Linked DNA regions of Mus musculus: regions 2 and 3 are each linked to region 1. The links are chromatin loops, found by intact Hi-C in ENCODE. Cell type or tissue: left cerebral cortex. All regions are shown on one strand. Links, peaks and the distances in the headings refer to the core of each region. The heading gives the core; the rest is flanking DNA.

What was found. Peaks named below come from ENCODE experiments on the same cell type or tissue, not always from the same donor. Only the 100,000 strongest peaks of a DNase experiment are listed, where the experiment ranks them.
Region 2: it touches region 1 in a loop (5-fold over the local background); 3 of 42 quality-filtered maps call a loop at or near these places.
Region 3: it touches region 1 in a loop (9-fold over the local background); 9 of 42 quality-filtered maps call a loop at or near these places.

What each region holds. Positions count from the first base shown.
Region 1 is chrX:102,474,152-102,479,758 of GRCm38, forward strand. The region is part of intron 4 of Hdac8 (histone deacetylase 8); the gene reads right to left. It overlaps Gm32262 (a long non-coding RNA gene), which reads left to right. Exons shown (of 14, transcript XR_003953070.1): 10 at 1-5,607. Among named protein-coding and RNA genes, the nearest start is that of Hdac8, 28 kb to the right of the region's middle. In left cerebral cortex, for the core only: CTCF peaks have their summits at 2,854 (motif pointing left) and 4,984 (motif pointing left); DNase peaks (open chromatin) are centred at 1,026, 1,573, 2,833 and 4,984.
Region 2 is chrX:102,067,213-102,072,819 of GRCm38, forward strand. Nhsl2 (NHS-like 2) reads left to right here. Exons shown (of 8, transcript NM_001163610.1): 2 at 4,112-4,267. It overlaps Rtl5 (retrotransposon Gag like 5), which reads right to left and starts at 4,095. Exons shown (of 2, transcript NM_001278534.1): 1 at 342-4,095. The coding sequence starts at 3,650. The coding sequence ends at 1,851. In left cerebral cortex, for the core only: a CTCF peak has its summit at 965 (motif pointing right); DNase peaks (open chromatin) are centred at 3,165 and 4,115; H3K4me3 peaks cover 1,789 bases; H3K27ac peaks cover 1,298 bases.
Region 3 is chrX:102,247,835-102,253,441 of GRCm38, forward strand. Cited1 (Cbp/p300-interacting transactivator with Glu/Asp-rich carboxy-terminal domain 1) reads right to left here and starts at 4,347. Exons shown (of 3, transcript NM_001276466.1): 1 at 4,200-4,347; 2 at 729-853; 3 at 1-174. The coding sequence starts at 788. It overlaps Gm14858 (predicted gene 14858), which reads left to right and starts at 4,817. Exons shown (of 3, transcript NR_040285.1): 1 at 4,817-5,190. In left cerebral cortex, for the core only: no CTCF peak of the experiment used is centred there; DNase peaks (open chromatin) are centred at 2,929, 3,378, 4,273 and 4,634; H3K4me3 peaks cover 2,539 bases.

The DNA.
Region 1 (5,607 bases), core at 190-5,189:
CCTATGCCATCTATGCCAGATAAGCCTTGCCCTCTTACTGATTTTGTTTTATACACAGATACTGATTACTGCTTCGTGCGTAATAAATATTTTCCGCAAGGTAAGGCATGTAACAGCCATAAAACAAACAAAACAAAAACCTGAAAATCAAAATAACCAACTCAGTAAGACAAAAATATACCAGAACATATGCATGTGCGCGCGCACACACACACACACACACACACACACACACACACACACACAGAGTCCATTTTGGGTTGGCCAACTATTCCTGGGTCTGTTCTGGAGTGTGGTTGATATGCCTAATGACACTCCATTGGAGAAAACTGGTTTACAGCTCCCAGAAGACATCAATTGCATATAGCTTCTTGGCGAGTGGTGGGACACTGTGCTCACTTGCCCTTTACAGTGCTGGCACTTTATCCAGTTTAAACTGCGCAGGTCTTTTGTGTGCTGTCACCCCTTTAATCCCAGCACTTGGGAGGCAGAGACAGGTGGATTTCTGAGTTTGAGGCCAGCCTGGTCTACACAGCAAGTTCCAGGACAGCCAGGACTACATAGTGAGAGCCTGTCTCACCCTCACCACACCGTCCCCCTCCGCCCTCCAAGGATCTAGAAAAGGAAGAATAAGTGAATCCATTACTGTAAGGTAGGGCTGGTTAACATATCACACACACATACACATGCACACACACACATACACAAATACAGATACACACACACATATACACAGACACACACACACACATAAACACACAATACACACATACATACACACACACATACACACACACACACACACAAACACACACACACACACACACACACACACACATATTCATCCCACCATTTCCGTGTCTAATGTCCAAACGTTCCTATGCTATTTTTCTCTGGGCTCTTTCCTATACCTCTTCACGACTCCTGCAGCCCCATTCACGTGGCTGTCAAATGCACAGCACTTGTGAGAACTGACTCAGACTCGATGGCTTTTACAGATCAACCTTTAGTATTTACAACTGATTGTTTCCTCTCCCAAAGGCGAAGGAAAAACCAGAACTCCTTCTTTTACTTTATTTCACATTTCTGTCCAACAAGCTTTAGAGATGTATATGTTCTATAAACGTAAGATAGAAACTGGGATAGGAACCAAGAACCCAAGTCTCTTTGCTTTAGTTTCTTTTCTACCGCAAAATTGCTAGTCTAACCTACTGCCTTCAATAGGAATGTTAGCACAATATATCTAAAATGCATTTATAAAAGTAAAAAGTATTACCTATTCTAATTATACACTTCATATTTTTCTTTCAATGAGACTCAAATTCTGATTTAATATAGCTAAATAAATCAGTTCTATGCACACCTGCTTCTCTCCACACAAAATATGCATGTACACAAAACACAGGCACCTGATTATGGGAAATCAGAAATTAGGCCCACATAATGGATTTTCTTTTAACCACCCACTCGACATTTATAGTCCACTTTAAGGGCTCCATGCCTAGAATTGGCAGCTCTAGGAACAGTGAGATCAGTTTGTCTACAGTTGTTCCCAACCTTTTTTGGCTCTGGTACACCTACACTTGCTTCCAAAAATATACCCCACAGTCTGGTGCTCAATGGAATGAAAATCTTCCCTGAGCTAATAGAATATAAAACAGGGGAGGGAACAGACATAGCTCTGTATTTCCGGGTACTCGTACAACACAGTGAGGCAAAGCAGCGGAAAGGACATGACTGGTGCAGCACTGGGAGAAAAGGGGTTTCCAGCTGCTCCCTCGACACACTGCTTTAGGAGAGACTTACATGTATCGATCTCCAGCCACCAGTTTGGTCTTCTCTGAGACAGAGGATATAGTTTTGAAGAGATGGCTAGCTCAAAAAAAGAAAAATGGTGTGGCCAGTAGTACCATTTGAGCATATGAAAACTAATGGGTTTATACAAGGTCAAAAAATCACGCTTTGGGCCCTACTTGGAATGTATTGTAACTGCCTGAGTTAACTAGCTATAGATAATGCCTAGAAGAAAACTGATTTTAAATCAGAAACAAAAATGCGATCGAGGGCATAACTCAGATAAATCGTTCAGTCTCAGTGAGCCGCCTTCAATATTGAGCCTATTCCAAGTTGTGCCCAGTAAGAGGCAAAGATCCTTTATTTCCCTGGGCACTCAGAATTGTTCATAATTTATACCATTGCTCTCAATAATTTTATTTCTTGGGAGTTGAATCTCAACAATTTATGTCATAATTCATGTAATTAACATGCATTTCTTAGAATGTTTTTACTAAATTTTGATAATGCTTATCGTAAAATTTCTTTGCTTTTGAGGGCAAACAGAAATCTTTGAAGTTAAATGATGTTACCTTCTTTATGAATATAAATATATCTTGTAGAAAATTTACTGCAGGGGAGTCCTGGTCAGGATATTAATAATAAGAATTTAGCAACCTCCATGATACTGCTTAGATCAGTGCAGCTTCAACCTTCCTAATGCTACAACCCTTTAATACAGTTCCTCATGTTGTGGTGACCCCAGCCATAACATTAGTGAGAACCACTGGCTTACATGAAACCGTCATCATCTCTTACAAAAAGGATGCTGGAGAGAGCCATGTGCTGCCCCACAGCATTCCTTCATGTAGTATACGCTCTAACCTGTCTACAATACATCCTATATTACCAGAAGATAAAATTTGGCTTTGTGGGGAGCTGGAGAGATGGCTCAGAGTTTAAGAGCACTGACTGCTTTTCCAGAAGACTCAGGTTCAATTTTGAGTGGCTCACAATAGTCTGTACCTCTAGTCCTGGAAGCGGGTAGGAGATGATCTCCCGCCCTCTTCTGGTCTCTGCAGGTACTGCATGTACATGTTGCCTAGATACATGCAGGCAAAAGATGAATACACATAAAAATTAAAAACCTGAATTTTGTAAAATAAATTCATATTTTTATTATTGTCATGCCATTAAGGTATATCAGACAAGACCAGTTTTAAACTGATCTCAATTTATGCCTTACTTAGATTTTTCCCTAGTTTCTAGAACAATTTAAAGAGCCATATCCCTTAATTCTTAAAAGGCACAGAAAATAAAGGTTTGTGGAATTGTAACAAAGGACAGCTAGGAAGTAAATGTAGCTTGCTGGCATCCCAAGTAAGTCAGTAGTATCAACTGTGTAAGAATTGTGTGCATAATTAGATTAAAATTTGAGGACATGGCGGCGGGGGGGGGGTGACTTTTACTTGGTGATAATGACCAAAATATGGAAATCTGGAAAGCCAGGCTGCAGAACAAGTACATGCTGGAAAGCCGGGGCCAGTGCTTCTCTGGGTGCCACCATCTGCTCCTTGCACCAGAGTTCTGGGCTCTTCTTCCAGTTAAACAGAAATTGAGAATGAGAATTCTTACTATTTCAGACATTAGAAAAAGGAGAAAAGAAATCAGTCAGGTACAGATACGGACTTTGAATCTGGATCTACAATCCCCACTTGACTTTCCTGAGACAAGGCGATGACAGCATGAGCTGGCTGACTGTGGAGAACAGAAAGGCTTTCTCCAAGAGATCACGAATGGAAGGCTAGTCCCCCCTCCTTTAGCAAGGAGCAGCTCCAGGAACTATTTGGAATTAATGTTAAAATAGATGCCAGAGGAAAAATTAAACTAAAGCCAAAGAGGTGCTAAGAACCAAAAAAAGAAGACTTGGCTGTCATCCGGCTCCTTTGAAAAGATACCACGAAACAGATTAGAAAATAGATAAAATAACCTAAAATAATACTATATTGAATAATATGAGCAGTACTCTTGAAAACTGAAAATCATGAAAAACAAGGAAAGTTTTAGAAGCTTCAAAAGCCAAGAGGAACCTGGGCAGACATCATGAGTAAATGTATGGCGGCCTGGTTGGGATCCTAGTACTGAAAGAAAAGGAACCCAAAGGAAAACTTAGCTGCTGTCTGAATAGACTGTGGAGTGCAGGTAACAACTGTGCGCCAGCATTGATTCCTTAACGGTCACAAGTGTACCATGCTCGTGTGAGATACTGAATGCAGAGAAAACTGTGCGGGGTATAGGAACGCTCTACGAGGTGCCCATGTTTAAATACCTTCACATTTTTTCTAGTAAGTAAAGTTTATTAGAAAATCCTATTTCTAGGTTATTTGAAATTATTCTATTAATGAAAAAAATCCCTAAACTGAGGGTCCAACTCAGAGGCCTAGATTAAGGGCAGTAAAAGACTTTAACCATGACATGACAACAGGTCAAGGAGTCCACATTCCTCAGGAAGCCAGCACAGATAGTTCCGAATCCAGACCTAAGATCCCTTCAGCGAATGTCAGCAGGGTCAATGATTACGAAGACAATAAAGCTGTCTGCTAAACTTTGCTCATCCCAAACAACTTGAGAGCCCTAAAGCACATTGCAGACAGTAATGCAATCTCTGTGTGCAGAAGTAGAGCTAATGATTTCCATGGTATCAAACAAGCTCAGGAAATAGGACCTTTATCAGCTGTCACTGGCCCAGGAAGTGGAGTGTGGGAGGAGGCGGAGGCGGAGAAGAACACAGGCAGCCCAAGCAGCCACCCAACTTATCCTGTGGTCTGACACTAGCCTTTACAAGAGTAAAGCAACAGACTCCATGACTCTTGCTCTTCTTGCCTAATGATTCTTTAAGAACAAAGTACCATGAATATAATATTTATTAGTAGTTTATAAACTCTGAAGGGTGATTTCTCAAGGGAAATCAGCGGGCCACAGTTACCTAGTAAAACAGATGTCAAGGTGACAATATGTTGATTCTAAACATCCATCCTTCCATTCAAATCACAAATATTTATTAAAGACACACGAAAGAAGTCAGTTCAGGAGAACGCTCTGAACTGATGGAAGAGTTTAGATGACAATTGGACCAATAACTAGAAAAGCGAATGAAGGTAAGAGAATTTCATTTAGAGAACATTCTTGCTTAACCTTGCGCTCCCTCTAGTGGTCTCTTGGTTAAAATGCAATGCTTATGTAACAGCTCAGTCAGTTAATGGTTGATAAGCTCAACTACACTACAAAGGCTTATCTAAGTTTGGGATGACACTAATCTCTTTTCCCTCTCTCCTCCTCTCCCCACCCCAGCCTCTCTCTTTCCTCCCCTCCCCACTATCTCTATGTTCTGATAATTTCATTCAGTCTGTTAAGAGATTATCATTGATTCAGCCAACACATATCGGAGCATACCTTGATAAGGTAGTAGCTAATCTTTGCAGTTTAATTTATTTTCTATTTTCTAAACATTGACAATCAATAATTTGATCGGTAATGACATAAGAACATACCCCAAGGACTAAAATCAGTATTTCTTACTTTTACTTTTCTGCCATCTCTTCAACATTCACACTCATTTGTCCTTATAAACATTTTTATTGAATATTTGCTATATGCTAGGTATGATTCTAGGCAGTGAAGCGACAGGTATAAACAGGGAGGCCCCACTGAGAATGTGGTATGCAAGGACCCAAAGGGACTGAGGTGGCTTTTGGGGGGGGGGCAAGGAAGAAATAGGAATGGCAAGGGCAAAGGCCTAGGGGTGAACACAAGGAGTCAGTGAAGGAAGAGAGT
Region 2 (5,607 bases), core at 439-5,438, 410 kb before region 1:
TGACTCAGGAAGGTGAAATGATTCTGCGTCACACAGATGACAGCCATTTTCAGGCCTGCTGCTGGCCCTCCAGCAGGATGACCTCACCTTGAAGAAAGAAAGAAATGCTGCCTCTGTGTGGCGAGGTTCTGAATGGTCGGGAGGAAGCTATTTTGTCCTTATGGCATTCACTACTTCCCATATTTCCCATAATGACTATACGTTAACTTCTCTCTTTGGAGGAAACCATGGTAAAAGGTAGCCGCAGGCTATAGGAACCCAATTCGACTGATCTTCAGGCAAGAAATGGAAGTGCTAAACAAAAAGGCCCCTTACCTCTTGCTGATGAATAGAGAGCTCACCGTTAACCAGTCTGAGGACTAGGTCTGTCTAGGACTCCTCTTCCTCAAGTTCCTTCTCTGGTCTTAAGTTCAAACTCTAGGGCTGGGTTCTCATCTTCAGACTCCAATGAGGAAGAGACACCATTTGCTGCTTTCTTCCTGCTGACCACGGACAACTTGGGCTCCACTTTGCCCAGCTGCTAGGCACCGTGCAGCAAGTTCAATGTCCAGGAACAACTTGGGCCAGCAGTGAACCAGGCTGCCATTTTGTGGCCAGAATGGACATAATACATGTGTACTTCCCACTGCAGCAGCAGTATTTTCCTGGACCCAAAAGTGAACAGCAGGTCTTTGACTAGGGGCACCTGAGTTGGTGCCCAAGAAGCCCCAGGAGTGTGCAGGAGGCAGTCGCCTCTTAAGCCACACTGGTTAACTGAAGTTCAACAACAGGCCTAGGAGAGGTTTGCCCCTCACGTGAGAACCATAGGGGTGTTGGCCAGCAATGCTGCAATGAGTCCAGTCTCTGCAGAGCCAGCCCTGTTTTCTCCTTTCAGTTCTAAGGACTCCTTAGAGTCAGAGGGGCTTAAAGAGTGGGCCAGCAGGGCTACCCCCACAACCTAGAGGACACAGTCTCCTCAGAGGCCTCTGGCTGGGACTGCAGTCTTAAAGCCTAGCCAGAAGAGGGCCCTGTTCCTAAAGCAAGATTCACTCCTTAGGATGTCAAACTGAACTATGGTGCTCCAGCCACCTCTGCCTCCTCCTCCCCCTAATGCCAGTCCTGTAGGCAACATGAAGGCCGAATTAGCCAAAGTCTGTGCAGAGGTCCTGAGGCAGGAGTCTGAGGGGAAGGTAAACCCCAGCACTCAAAGTGAGGTCTGTTTGCCCGCCATCCCCCCTCCCGCCCCCAAAGAGAGTAAACCTCAGTCAAGTTGTCCATTGCACTCATGGCTTTGCAGGTTCTCGCTGCTCTAGGTGTAGGTTCCCCTTTCAGGCCCTTCTGCTGGAAATATGGCGAGTACATATTTCTTGGTGTCATCCTGCTCGTTGTCTAGTAAGTGGCCTCAGAGCATTAAGAGTTTAGATCTAATGCCTTTAGATCATTGGTTGGGGCAGATCACTCAGGCATTGGGGTAAAGTCAGGATAACACTGTAGAACACAGGGCAAAGAAGCACAGGAGAGGCGAAGATTGGGGACAACTAGAGTTGGAGACAAAGGTGACCAGTGCCATTTACAAGAACAGGCCAAGAGACTTGCTTTGCAACTTTGTGCGAGGACTGAGCCGAGTACACAGCAAGAGGACTGTTGAGTCCTGACCTCTCCTTTCCTGGATGGCCCTGGTTGGGCACTTTTCACTCTTCTGGTTGTGGTTGCGAAACAATCTGGAATTCTGCAGGTCTTCTTTGGGGTCTTCCTCCAGTCTGGGGCTTTCGTACGGACTGGTCAGTAGATGGGGCACGTACAGCAGCAATAGCAGAGGCAAGGGAAGCAGGGGAAGGGTGTGTTCCCCGTGGCCAACTCACCCCCAGTGTTCACACTCGAATTCGACCTTGAGTAGCTCGGTGGCCCCCCTGCCTAGGAGTGAGGCAGAAGAGCACTGAGGGACATCTTCGCATTTGGCGTTGCCCCAAGCGACCTGCATGGCGCATCAGTGGTGGCGGGCTGTAGAAGGATGAATTGGTCCCGGGAAGGCCCTCCAGAAGTGGGACTCGATTCTGGCTCCTCTGTCTGCTAGAATGCATTACAGAAGGGGATACCCCCAGGTAATTTTCAGCATGGTAGCCTATGGCGGAGCTAATGGTCTGGGTTGACGTGTCAACAAGGACAGGTTCGTCCATCACCATGAGCTCTCCATGTAGGCCGTGGTGGTGGGCAGCAAGTGTGTGCACATGGGCGTGTATGTGCTCGTGCACATACACATGCTCGTGCTCTATCTCCTCCCTCTCTTGCTCCTGCTCTGGCTCCAGGACCCTAACGATAACTTCATCTTCTTCTTCATACTTATTCTCATCGCTATCCTCATTCTTCATCTCCTCCTCCTTGTCTTCCTCCTCCTCTTCCTCCTCCTCTTCCTCCTCGTCGTCGTCGTCTTCATCCTCCTCCTCAAATTCATAATCCTCATCCTCGTCCTCATCCTCCTCATCCTCCATCTCGTCTTCCTCTTTCCTCATCTCCTCCTCTTCCTCCCTCATCTCTTGTGGGAAAGCTGTCATGTGCTGCCTCTGATCCTTCAGATAAAGCCTGTACCCGCCTGCCTCTTCACCCTCACCCTCATTTTCACTGTAGAACTCCACACCTTCATTTTCATCCTCATTAGGAATTAGTGCAAAGGGGCAGCAGCTATTTTGAACTCCAGTGAGCGAGGCTGTCTTGGGGACACGCACTTTCCTTTCTATCTTGACACACTCAAGAATCAGCTCATCCAGGTCGGCCACTTCAGTTGACCATAAGAGTTCCTTTCGAAAAATTTCTGACAAGCCTTTGAGAAATTGGTTTTGGAGGCGACAGTCATCCCAAGACAAGAACTGGGCCAAGAACTGAAAAGCATCTGCATAGCTGCCCAGGGTACAGTTTCCCTGCTTGAGCTTGCGTATGGCCTTTTTAGCCACGCGTGAGGGGATGGGGCCACAGAATTCCTTACGGATTTCATCCAGGAAGCGCGGGAAGTTGGCATGCAAGGAGCTTCCTTCCTGAGTGACTGAGATAGCCCAGTCTCTCGCTTCCCCTGTGAAAAAGGAGATGAGAAATGCCACCCGTTCCGCGCCCCCAGGGAAGTGATCCTCGTGATCTGCTATGAAAGTCTCTAGCTGCATCAGAAATTCAGCCAGGTACACTGGGTCGCCTGAAAAGGGTTCTATGTCTGGCCGCTCCAGCGGTGGCAAAAGGAACTCAAAGGTTGGCTCCTTTAACATGGGGGAGTGCAGTTCCGGCTGGGACGGGCTGGGTGACAGAGGAGGGTCACTGGACCCGTCGGGGTTGGTATAGTCCTGGACCACATTAATCAAAAGATCATCTGAGACGTACTCGGGATCTGTGCGTGGAGGAGGCCAGCACAGGAAAGGCACCTCCTCCTCCTCCTCTTCCTCCTCCTCAGGAGTGGGATCAGTCTCATTGAGCAGGAACTCAAAGTTCTCCTCGGCAAGGACCGGTACTATGGGCATGGGCCAGCGGATGTAGCTCGAGACATTGCCCCGCAAGGAATTAACCTCGGCCAAGGCTCTTCCGAGCTGCAGGCCCAGCTGGACATTCTCTCCTCGAAGGGCATTTAACTCCTCTCGCAGGGCCACATTCGCCAAGCGGAGGCTATTGAGATTTCCCGCCGCTTCAGACATTGTGACAAGTTCCTGGGGCTTTGAGTGCTGGGCACTTGGGGGTAGGGAGTTATGGGGAGTGCAGGAGGAGGCAGAAATGAGGAGGTGGGCGTGGGAGGAGACCAACGTGCGGCGACAGGGCGACCCGGCGCAAGCGAGCCCGGGCCACACCCACAGGGGCTCGGTCCGGGACGCGTTACCTCGTGGCAGGGGTCGGAGAGAGAGCAGGCAGCAGCTCGGGACCTGGAGGCGGCAGGCGCAGGAGACAGACGAGACGCTGGCAGAGGTGACGCCAACAGAGGCAGGCAGAGTAGGAGGGAAGGGACTGCGGCAGGATCTGTCGAGGAAAAATCTTGCAGACAGCGATCCCTCTCGCCTTTTAAGCTCAGCTACGCGCGCCCCCCGCAGGGGCGGGCCTTCGGGAACCGAGGGAGCCCACTGGCTCCCGCGGCTGCGCTCTCACTCACTCTCTCCTTCCCTAGCTGCAGCTAACTCGGGTCGGGAAAATGCGACAGCGACTGCCCACTCGAGGTCGTCATGGCGACAGCCAGTGAACGTGTTCCTCTCCTCGGGCAGGCCCCCGAGTGTAGAGGAACTGCTTCGCGAGGCGCAGCTCAATCTCCAGAGCCTGTTGCAAGGTACTGCGAGGGTGGGGGGCTGCCTTAGAGGCAGCTGCGCAGCAGGAGGGAGGCAAAGAAGAAATGGGGAGCAGCAAAAGAAAAGAAAACAGTTCCAAACCATCTCTCTTTTCACCTTCCAGACTGATGATGCTAACATTCTGTTTCCAGTGCTGTTGCTCCCTTCCTCCCTCCCTTTTTGGTTCAGTAGTCCATAAAGGGAGAAAGGATACAGGCTGAGACAGGGTAGTGGTCAAGCAATTCACGGAGAAGGAAATGGGAGACTCCCTCAATGGGGACCCACATTCCTTCCAGCCCTCCTGTTATATAGCCCATGCCTTGGGATGCTGGCACCAGAAAACAAAGGGGTTTCTCCTTACCTGGACTTCACACACTCTGCTCTTGTAATAACCTCCCAACCACAATGAGCTCCTCCATATATCTCTCCAAGCTGAGGATGTAGCTTAGTGGTAGCATGTGCAAGGCCCAAGCTTCTATGTCCAGCACCACAAAAAAAAAAAAAAAGCCATCTCTTGTACCTTTGAGTTTCTCTTACTACTTGAGTTTTTCAGAGACACTGGACACAGGGCTGAATTCCCCCAGGAGGTGCCCAATGGATACGAAATGTACAAAATATCTTGTCAGTTCTTATATCTCCGTGCCAGCATATATTAATCCCAGTGCAGAACAGAAAACATCTGATGGGCCTCCCAAGGGGGATACAGTGGAAACCCCCAGCTCCCCGAAAAGGGCAGTAGTGACCTTAGAGAAGCAAGATGCTAAGAGATAATCATGAGCCCTGTGTCCAACAAGGAAGAGCTACCATGCAAGAGGGGGAGGGGAGTGAATGTGCTAGTTTAGCAAAGGTAGAATTAGGACCAGGAAGCAGAAACTCAGAGAGAGGCAGACCTCCACCTCCAGACAAAGAAAAACTTTTCCAACATGCCCAGGGGCCACAGTTCAAAGGGAAGAGTGCTCTTTGGGTATCTGCCCTGAGACTTAAGAGCACCTGGAAGGGCTTCTGAAGAGGGAATCGGAGCAGAGAGCGCAGACATTGCTGCAGAGAATCAGCCCTGAGAGCAGCCTCAGCACCAGATTCAGAGCACACAGAGCCTGGAATGTCCATTCTGACCTCTCACTTTCTGCATGTCATCTAAGCCATGGCTTTGGTCAGGCCCGTTCACATCTTACACATACTTCCGTCATCATGTGTCCATGAACTTGGCTGTCTTCTATGCCACCACCTTCGGTTTCCTGACTTTTAGCCTCCCTAGACCTGACCCCACCCACAGTGGAACCAGACCTAGAAAACATCAATCGTGAGTTCTTGCGGCCAGGTATGGCGGCACAAGCCTGTATGT
Region 3 (5,607 bases), core at 439-5,438, 230 kb before region 1:
AGGGGTGGCAGTAGGAGAGCCTATTGGAGATGTCGATCCAGAGGAGCTAGTGGGAACTCCGTTGGCTTTGGCTCCATTTGCGGTGACCCCGGGGTAGTGCAGGACAGTCACTGCCTTGCGATCCTTCACTCCAAGGTTGGAGTAGGCCAGAGAGTTCATCTCCTGGTTGGCATCCTAGAAGACAGAAAGGCATACCATAGTAGCCATCCTCCTGACTTTTCCTTTGGAATTCACGGGGATCTGGAATGCTCCTGAATGCTCTATATTTGGAGTTAGTGGGTAGGTGGTAGGAAGAGCCCTGGACAGTTAGGTTTCTTTTGCTATTGTGGTTCTGATTCCTAAGTTTAGACCTTAGCTGTAGCACTGGAGACCACATTACTGGAAGTGGGCCTCCCTCCCCTGCTACTCCATGTGCTCCCCTGTCTAAAAAGGGCACCCCGTTTTCTCTCTTCTCAGCCTCACTATAATCACTTTATCACAGTGGTCTTGTTCCAATTCTGCTTCTTTGACCCATTTCCTGCTGTCTCTTTCAACACCCCTAGTGAGTTTGATTCAACCACTTTTGAACAAGTTATTCTCATTTTCCCCAGACGAAGCCCTGCTGTATCTTCTCTGGTCAAGCAGTGCGGCTATAGGCCACACCTAGGAAGGCCAGGTGCGTGACCTCCTTCCCTAAAGTCCATCTTTCCATGCCTTAGTATCTCCATCTGTAAAATGATAAAACTCACCTCCTTCCCAGAGGTGGTGCCACCCTTGACATCAAGTGCAGGCCTCGACATAGTTGGCATTTCAGAGCCTGGGCAGAAGTCCGATAAATCGGTGGCAGTTGATGCCGCCAGCTGGGCCTGTTGGTCTGCAAGTAAAAGAGAAGAAATAATAAAGGTGAAGGGAGAACTAGAAAATTCCAAGTCGGGGTGAATCCATTCAGCTACACAAGGATGCTGATAGAGTTAAACTCAAAACAGAGAGCACCTGGGCCCAAGAGCAGAGACAGCTTTCACTCTGTCCTGGGCCAGGGGCATGTTCTATTCAGCCAGGGTCTAACAGTGACCCACAATGCCAAGAGAGGACACATGGACATTTCCTCATCCAGGTTATTTCAGAGTCCAGAGGTAGGGGTGACACTGTTTGTTTCTGGTTCTGAGAGCAGGCATGTTCCTGAGAAAGCAGTATACCATGGCAATGGACCACTAGCATCCAGGTCTTCAGTGGGACTGGGAAAAAATGAGAATTTAGAAGAAGGAAGATGTAGTAAGTCTCCAAAGCCCTGTCTTGGGCCATGCCTACAAAAAGACAGAAGATCAGGGTGTTCTGGAGACCCCAAGGCAGCAGGAACCCCATAGCATAACTGGGATAGCCCAGTTCCTCCATATCTCAAGCTTCTACAAGACAATTCTTAGATTGGGCTTTCCTAGGACAAGTGTCCCAGAACCCAGAACCAGGCCACACCCATGTGTGGCTGAGAGAAGAAAGGATTCTTCCTGGAGGGAAAATCCTCTGGGTTTTAGCAGGGAAGCAACAGCAGCAGTTTGGAGAGCATCATCTAGTAGTCCTATGCCACAGGCCTCTTCTAACCATTGGCCAAGTCGTCATACCTGAACTTACCCAGATGGCTACTAAAGCCATGGATGGATTCTCTTGCCCAAGTGCAAAAGAGATAAGGGAACGAGGGGGGGGGGCAAGATAAAACAAAACACCCTCCTCAAACTGGGAAAATTAAGGACCCCAACAGTCATTTCTCAAAGGGGCTAGAATTTGCTAGGACTCTACCCTCCTTCTTACTCCCAGTGGTCATTAAGAATGTGCTGGCTTCTAAAGTTACCATTATCCCCCTATTTTCCCCCTTTTGATATCAGCCTACTGGGGGGAAAAGGATGGAAGCAAAAGAGAAAACACGGGGGTGGGGTGGGGGTGGGGGTAAGGGAGAGGCACTTGCTGGGTTCCGCACCACTGCTTGACTGAAGAGGCAACCCTAGGATATTTCAGCCATCTATCTCAAGACAAGGGCGCCTAAGGTGCACCGTCGTCAGGAGGGCCAGCACTGCCCTGCCACTATTTCAAGTTCCTCATCGCTTCATCTTCCTATCCATCTTCTTTCTCCCGTGCGCTACTCGTACCCCAGTGTACTAAAAAAGGAAAAAAAAAAAAAACCCAAGAGCAACAAGAAGGGGCGGGGGAAATATGAGGAAAGTGCGTGTGTTCTGGTGTGGGCTCGCCGGGCAGGCTCTTGTAACATTTCCCTCGTGGCGCGCCAGCCCGCACCCCTCGGGAAGCTCCGGAGTCCGTCTAAGAGGCGATTGCATACCCCCCACCCCCACCCAACAACCCCAGTTTCTGTCTCCTACCCCACCCTTCCGTTCATTTGAGGGAAAAAACTTGGTTGACGGATGTCTGGGTCTGCTCCGAGCCACGAAGTGGTGACCGCGGAGCAGCGGCGAGGCTCCGCGGGGAAAAAAAAAAAAAAAAAAGCGGCGCAACAAGTGCGGACTCCGCGGCTCGCGTCTCCTGCCTCCCTCCCGCCGCCCGGCCTCGCCTGGCTACCCTCCGAGAAAGCCTTCGCCAACGCTGTTGGAGGGTGAGAAGAGGAAAGAGAAGGGGGGTGGGGTGGGAAGAGCGCGGCAGGTGGGGGGGGGTCATCTCGAACCTGTCCCGAGAGCAAAAGTTAAAATGGCACCAACCGGTATACTCCACCTCCATTGCTACTGAGAAATCTAAATGTCCAAACAGCACTGCGGCTTGGCTTGCACGCTCTCCAAGCAGCCCAGCTAGACTCGCCACCTTAAAACTAAAGGCCCCTTGTTTACGGACAGCTCGCCGGGGCCTCCTCGACGCGCCCGGAGAGAGCCACCGAGGCGGGCTTGGCCGAACGGAGCCCGGCACGCCAGGCGCGAGCACCAGTGCCGGAGGGCTCCAAGCGTCCTTTACCTCAGGTGCTCAGAAGCAGACAGGCGACGAAGCACGGGGTCTCCGCGTCAGCGCGACTTTGGGGACCCGCAGCGTCTCCGCGCGCGGGGGCGCACTTTGGCGCCAGCGGCAGTGGCTCGCGCGCCTCACAGACACTTCCGAGCGCCCTCGGAGCGTCCGCTGCTGCCGCTGCTCGCAGCTGGCTAGCAAAGATTCGAGGTGCCGAGGTGGGTGCGATAACTTAACCCAAGGTCACAACGTTAAAAGTGGCATGGTTCAGACTAGCTGTCCCGCCCCTGATCAGGCTCCCCGTGAGGCAGAGGCTGGGCGCCGCGCGGCCGCTTCCCCCGAGAGGGGCGTGTGCACGGGGGTCGTGCTGCGTGGGGAAAGCAAGTTGCCAGAATGTTCCAACTTGCAGCACGCAGCTTGGCTGAGTTCAGCCAGAAGCCCTTCTCGCTTCCAGCCCCCCAGGAAACAAGAGCTTTGTGCGGCCCCCGAGCGGCCTGATGCAGTCCTGGGTATTGGCAAAGTCGGGGAAGCAGAGCCGGAGAAAGCGCGGGCGCCGGAGTGGATGTGCTGCGGGTTTCTCCGGACAAGTGGGCTCCGCGTCCCGCGGGCCGGCCCGGGCTGCCGCCCCTCTGCCCGGCAGCTCCGGCAGCAAACAAGTCCCCCAGCCCCGCGGCCAGCTTGGCCGCCTCCGGTGCCCTCGGCCCCTGCTGCCCAGCCCAGCGTCCTGCCGGGCGGCCCGGCTTACCTCCGCGAAGCTGCTTGCCCGGGAGAGGAAAGCTCACAGGAGCTGAGGTACGGACGAAGCGACCTAGCCCCGAGCCCCCTTGGCACGCACACTGCCGCCGCCGCCGCTAGCCACTCGCTTCAGAGTCCCCAGCCGCACGGGCGGCCACGCGACCCCAGGGCGCCTGGGAAAAGCCTGCACCGCCGCGCCGCGCCGCGCCGCCGCACCGCACCGGGCAGCGCCGAGCTGCCCCGACCCGCGCTCTTGCCGGCCCGCAGCTCCGGCGCCCGGACTCCGGGGCGGTGGCGATCACAGCCACCACGCTTGGTTCTCGGCGCGGGGACCGGGCTCTTAAGCCCCCACTGCCTCCCGTAGAGCCCTGGCGCACAAGCACACAGCAGCAGGCTGGCCTCGGCTAGGAATCCCAGGAAGGACAGACCCCTTTCCCCCCTTTTTTCCCTCTCCCCCCAATTTTCACGTCTTTATAACCAGCTTAGAGCATTATTAGCACATGTCCTGGCTCGTGGGCGAGTTGGTGGCAAAATCTGAACTGGATACTTACGGAGGGCCCGAGTGGGTGCTGTGCCTTCCTCGCGTCTGGTCCTCTCTGCCAGGAGCAGCCCCGCGCCGATAGGTTGTGGGAGGAGCAGCCGGGCGGAGCTAGCTTCCTCACCGCAGCTCGGCAGCGCACTTCTGCAGCTGTGCCGCCGGGAACATTTTATAGCGGCGGGCTGGCGTGTGTGGCCCTTTAAAGGCGCTCGAGCTGGTGCAGTCACCGTGGATCTTGTGAAAGCAAAGGGCGGGCTAGGGAACAGAGTGCGTGCGTCCCCTCCTGTCCCTCAGCCCTGGGGGCACGACGCAGCTACTGGGGTGGGGCTGATGGTCTCTGATTATGGTCACTTCTCGCCCAGTGCTCTGGCCTATACTTGTTTTTCTAAAACTAGTGACAGCCCGAACCTGGGACGTGGGCTCTCCCCACCACCCTGCATGGACTTGCCCAATAAATTCCACTTAGTAATTTTACCGAGGCGAGGGAGAGCTGTTAGTGTCTGTTTTCTGACCTAAATCAAGTGGGTCGCCAGGACGGGCTTCAATGGATAGAGAGAAGAGCTGTTGGCTTAGGGAAAGGTCCAGAAGAGGGACTTGCACACGGGACGGTGTAGGCAAGGCACGGGTCTTAGTTTTCTGCAGGGCTTCCTCCGAGCCGGTTTGCTCTTTTTGAGCTATGTCTTCTCATCGTGGAATGGCCGAGGTTGGCGTGTCCCTTACCCCCTAAACTCCCTACATTTTGTGCAGGGGCACTTAGAGAGATCATATGGCAGCGGTGGCTTCCCTCAAGGCCCAAGGTTGGTTTCAAGGCTTTCTGTCCTGTGGTCATCCAGGGCAGAAGGAGGCTGGCAGGATGCGACGACGCTGGGAAATGCTGTTCTACCGGACCGTGGGGCTAGGTGCATGCATGCAACTCACATGGCTCACGGAAAAGCCAAGAACAGGCAGCGGGTTCGAAAAGATTGCCACTGAGTTCGCAGAGATTCCTCTTGCCACGATGCCAGGTTATTTTATTATGATTATATAATTATTCACATCTAGCAAGAATAACATCTTGCACGTAGAGCACGTCTCTTGTGTTGGTAAGGTGTCTTACAATCCTCACTGAAAGATATCTGGGGCTTCTCATTTCAAGGCATGTTCCCTGTGGGTAGAAACTCTCACCTCATTCACCCCTTGCAGGAAGGCCACCAGGATTACTGTCCTCTAATCAAGCCTCCCCCATTCCCACCCTACACCCCCCCCCCCACCGTCCACACACACACTCCTTCCATTCAACAATTCAGTTTATACTGTTTGGAAAACATTGTCGTTTGAAAAAGTACGATGTTAAGGAAAAGGGGGTGTGAGTGGGGGGAGGACTGTTACAGAGTCATTTCACTGTCTGTGTCTTGTGTCTTTTTAGTTGGCTTTGATGACCT